Linked DNA regions of Mus musculus: region 2 is linked to region 1. A link is a loop called in an ENCODE intact Hi-C map of the cell type or tissue named here. Cell type or tissue: heart. All regions are shown on one strand.

Region 1 (2,500 bases):
AAAAGAAAAGAAAAAAGAAAAGAGACAAAAACTTTCCCCCCAGAGGCTGTAATTTGACTGCTGTCTTTGGCAAAGCTCCAGAGAGCAAGCTTAATCTCTTTCTGAGCTGCCTCCTCCTCTCTGCCTCTTTCCTCCCGCAGGGCCCCGTGGAGGCGGGCGGGGACCGCAACCCGCTGCAGCGGACCGAGGAGCGGGGCGGGGCGGGACACGCCGGGAGCAGAGTGGGAAAGAGGAAGTGGAGCCAGGCGAGCTGCAGGGCTCGGGGCCGCCGGAGCCGGCGCTGGAGCGCAGCGCACCGCGGAGCCAGCGCTCGGGAGCCGCCCCTCTCCCGTAAGCTCCGCCGAGACTATTCCAGGGACCAGACAAGGGAAGCCGGGGACCTCGGCCACGCGCCCCGAATCTGCAGGTGGGAAGAGCGGGATCGCAGTGCCTGGCCCTGGGCGGGGGGGGGGGGGGGGGGGGGGGGGGGGGGCGGGGCGGGGGGTGTCTCTGAGCGCTGCTCCTGGGAGGGGACTGATGGGGTCGTTGGCAGTCGACTGATGGGGTCGACTCAGGCAGGACCTGCTAGCCCGGCGCTCCCGCCCCTTGCTGCAGCCACCCGGGTTGCAGTTTGCAGCTCCGCGAAGTTTGCTCAAGCGCGCCGTGTGCCACCCGCGCCCCCAAGTCAAGCGGAACTATCCCCAAATAGGACAGTCTGGACAACACCCCAACAGCGGTGCGGGCGCGATGGCGGGGAGTGCTGTGTGCTCCAGCTAGGAGCAGTCCTGCGTGGGGCAGAAACTCGCGTGGGCGCCCCCAAATCAGCAAGTCAGCGCTTTATAGGAGTGACCCGGGAGTCTAGAAGCTGTGCCCCATCCGTCACCCGGACACACGGTAATACCTAGCTGGCTACGACTGTGTGGACTGTTGGCCAGAGGAAAAGGTTGTTGGGGGGCGGGCAGCAGGCCCCGGGGTGACTGCTAGAGCAGACCCCCTCTTTGTGTCCCCCATGGAGTCTCAGAGCTCTACAGTCCAGGACGCCCAGTGAGGAGAGGGTGGTTGGCTTCCTCAGTTTCACAATGTTCCTGAGAAACAATGATGTAGCTGATTGCTTGGATGTGTTGTATGAAGTTGGTATGTGTAAAGCTGACTGTGTGTGCAACCCTGGAATTTCATTAAGCTCTGGCGGCTCTTGGCGCTCTCTTTGTACCACCTTCAGGTGGCCAGAGCTTACTGCACCTATTTTGACAGCGATTTTATCTTCTCAGGAAACCCAGTCACCTCGGGAGGGTTGTTTTGGGGATTAGGGGCACTCTGGATACAAACTGAATACACATTGGATACAAAACCAGTAGGATGCCTTAAGTCTGGGTCAGATTTAACGTTTAATTGAATTCCAGGCTTAGATTGCGTTAAAACCTGTGGTCAGCCTGTTTGAATTCTCAGTTTCTGGAGTTCGCATACTTTCAAAGAATAGATGAGTTTTGGTTTTTGTTGTTGTTGTTAAACTGATGTTTTTTTTGTTTTTTTTTTTTGTTTTGTTTTGTTTTTAAAGTGTATCCAAGTCTATCGTGTCAGAGATCTAAAACCTCTCAACTTTAGCCTTACACTGTGTGGGACGTGAGGAAAAGCAATCCTGGTAGCTTGTACTTCCTCACTGTTAAAGCAGTGTATATGAACCACATAGTTTTAATTGGTTTTACCCCTTTCAGTCCAGGGTATTTATTTATTCTACAGTAGTTAACACTTCTATACAAAAGTGATGGGCTAGTGTTTGACCCTTTAACATCTTTGAGTCTGGCTTCCTGATTCCTGACTTAGCTTTTTGTCTCTTGGAATTGCACCCCGTCTAAGCCGTTAAAACCGACCAGGAAGAAACTTTCTTTTCCAGAGTTCACTGACCTCCCTGGCTTCCTCCGCAAGTGGGACCCCACCAGTAATCCTTGTGTGACCTTCCTTCCATTTCCCTTGCATGACAGATTCCCCCCAAAGCCTTTTGCAAAGGGATAAAACAGAGAGAGAACGGGAACAGCTGTTTGGTAGTCAAACTGGTGCCCAAATCTGCCTTTCTTTGATAAAATTTGTCTGCGCCTGTCCTTCCCCTGTGATTCCACTTTCCTCAATGCCTTTAGTATAGATGATTGTTAATATATATTAATATATTCTATATAACATAAATACTATAGTATATAAAATATAAATCTATACTATAATGTAAATATAATATAAAATACATGTAAATATATTGGTATATTGTATAAATATATTAAATACAAAAATATGTTATAATATATAATAACAAAATATGTGTAATATATTATATAATATATACATATATTCATTTATACATATATACCTTTTAAACTTTCCATGGGAGATTACAGCTATCATTCAAATGGGTTAAACAGTCACACTGTAACCCATAGAAATTGCCACTCTCATTTTTTCAAAACCAAAGACAACCAGTAGTATTTTACTCTGCTCACTTGTGGTTATGATTTCTTTTTGTGATTTAATTCAA
Region 2 (2,500 bases), 140 kb after region 1:
GTTATCTATGTCTTTTGGGGAAAATTGAGTCCATTGATGCTAAGAGATATTAAGGAAAAGTGATTGTTACTTCCTGGTTTTTTTTTTTTTTTTTTTTTTTTTTTGGTTTTTCGAGACAAGGTTTCTTTGTATAGCCTTGGCTGTCCTGGAACTCACTTTGTAGACCAGGCCGACCTCGAACTCAGAAATCAGCCTACCTCTGCCTCCTGAGTACTGGGATTAAAAGCATGCGCCACCATGCCCGGCTACTTCCTGTTATTCTTGTTGTTAGAGGTGGAATTATGTTTGTGTGGCCATCTTCTTTTGGGTTTCTTGAAAGATTACTTTCTTGCTTTTTCTAGGGTGTAGTTTCCCTCCTTGTGTTGGAGTTTTCCCTTCGTAGGGATGGATTTATGGAAAGACATTGTGTAAATTTGGTTTTGTCATGGAATATCTTGGTTTCTCCATCTATGATAATTGAGAGTTTTGCTGGATATAGTAACCTGGGCTGGTATTTGTGTTCTCTTCTGGTCTGTATGAGATCTGACCAGGATTTCCTGGCTTTCATGGTCTCTGGTAAGAAGTCTGGTGTAATTCTGATATGTCTGCCTTTATATATTACTTGACCTTTTTTCCTTACTGCTTTTAATATTCTTTCTTTGTTTAGTACATTTGGTGTTTTGATTATTATATGACAGGAGGAATTTCTTTTCTGGTTCAGTTTATCTGGAGTTCTCTAGGCTACTTGTATGTTCACAGGCATCTCTTTCTTTAGGTATGGGAATTTTTCTTCTATAATTTTGTTGAAGATATTTGCTGGCCCTTTAAGTTGAAAATCTGCATTCTTATCTTTACCCATTATCCTTAGGCTTGGTTTTCTGATTGTGTTCTGGATTTCCTGGATGTTTTGGCTTAGGAGCTTTTGCTCTTTGCATCTTCTTTGACTGTTGTGTCCATGTTTTCTATGGTATCTTCTGCACCTGAGATTCTCTCCTCTATCTCTTGTATTCTGTTAATGATGCTTGCATCTATGACTCCTGATTTCTTTCCTAGGTTTTCCATCTCCAGGGTTGTCTCCCTTTGTGATTTCTTTATTGTTTCTATTTCCATTTTTATATCTTGGATGGTTTTGTTCATTTCCTTTGCCTGTTTGATTGTGTTTTCCTGTAATTCTTTAAGGAATTTTTGTGTTTCCTCTTTAAAGGCTTCTAGCTGCTTACCTGTGTTTTCCTATATTTCTTTAAGGGAGTTATTTATTTCCTTCTTAAAGTCCTCTATCATCATCATGAGAAGTGATTTGAAACCCAAATATTACTTTTCCAGTGTGTTGGTATATCCAGGACTTGCTGTGGTGGGAGAATTTGGTTCTGATGATGCCAAGTAACCTTGATTTCTATTGCTTATGTTCTTATGCTTGCCTCGTGCCATCTGGTTATTGCTAGTGTTACCTGTCCTCCCTATATCTGACTGGAGCCTGTCCTTCCTGTGATCCTGGTTGTGTCAGAACTCCTTAGAGTTCAGCTGTCTCTGTGATCCTGTGATTCTGGGATCCTGTGATCCTGAGATCCTGGGTGTGTCAGAGTTCCTGGGAGTCAAGCTGCCTCTGGGACCCTGAGATCCTGGTGTGCCCAAGCTTCTGGGATCCTGAGATCCTGTGGTCCTGGGTGTGTTAGAGCGCCTGGGAGTGGAGCGTCCTCTGGGTATTATGGGACTGGATGTGGAGTTCGCACCCAAGGTCTGCTCAGGACACCAGCCCAGACCAGAAGGAAGCCATGCCACTGGTTGGGAGTTCCTGGGTGCCTCTGGATTTGACTTTTAATCAAAAATATGTTTCAGAAATTGTGGAATATTTGCTGATGAGCACATTCTCCACCAAATACACACATGCTTCCAGCTTTAGAAAAAAAAATGACATTCAAAAACATGATCATGTGTTGAGTTCCACAGATGACAGAGCCAGACACTGTCCTAAAAACAGTTATGACATCACTCCCAGTAAAAATAGAAAGTTAACTGATGTTCAACCAAAACAATATGTGGTGCCAAATGGAACCCAAAGAAGTTCAATTTCTAACTTTCAACCATGATGTCATTTGTAGGGTACCTCCGAAACTGCCAACAGTTTTAAAACCTCTCAGGAAACTTAATGTGATTAAAGCTGTTGTTGCTTTATGGTAGGTTTTTTTTTTTTTCCTTACCATTTTCCTAGTAACTTTTCCACCTAAACAAAACTCATCTTACTGGGAGAGAAACCTGGAGCTACTCAACTATTCCATGAAGACTCTTGGTTTTGTTTTCTTTTAGGTTGCTTGATAAAACTGTGGAGAGAAGAAATATGATATGGATGAGAGAAACCAGATAGGGAGAGGTGTTTTTTCCTATCCAAGTTTCACCCCATCAATACTGATTGAGGCTGTCCAAGCGTTCTTGTCTCGCCTCTGCAGACACACGTTAACCCTCTCTGTACACAGGGAAGAGTCTCAGCTTTCTGAGCCCAACTCACGGTTTTATACACTTTGTT

Evidence for each region. A loop is a pair of places that touch in the nucleus more often than their neighbours do. Peaks named below come from ENCODE experiments on the same cell type or tissue, not always from the same donor. Only the 100,000 strongest peaks of a DNase experiment are listed, where the experiment ranks them.
Region 2: a loop joins it to region 1, with 2.0 times the contacts of the local background. A loop is called at or near these places in 1 of 42 quality-filtered maps.

Annotation. Positions count from the first base shown.
Region 1 is chr10:3,740,135-3,742,634 of GRCm38, forward strand. Plekhg1 (pleckstrin homology domain containing, family G (with RhoGef domain) member 1) reads left to right here and starts at 243. Exons shown (of 17, transcript NM_001159942.1): 1 at 243-406. All of the region lies in intron 1 of Gm30164 (a long non-coding RNA gene), which reads right to left. In heart, CTCF peaks have their summits at 275 and 1,194; DNase peaks (open chromatin) are centred at 217, 687 and 917; H3K4me3 peaks cover 1,954 bases; H3K27ac peaks cover 1,116 bases.
Region 2 is chr10:3,876,385-3,878,884 of GRCm38, forward strand. The region is part of intron 3 of Plekhg1 (pleckstrin homology domain containing, family G (with RhoGef domain) member 1); the gene reads left to right. Among named protein-coding and RNA genes, the nearest start is that of Mthfd1l, 95 kb to the right of the region's middle. In heart, no CTCF peak of the experiment used is centred here; no DNase peak of the experiment used is centred here.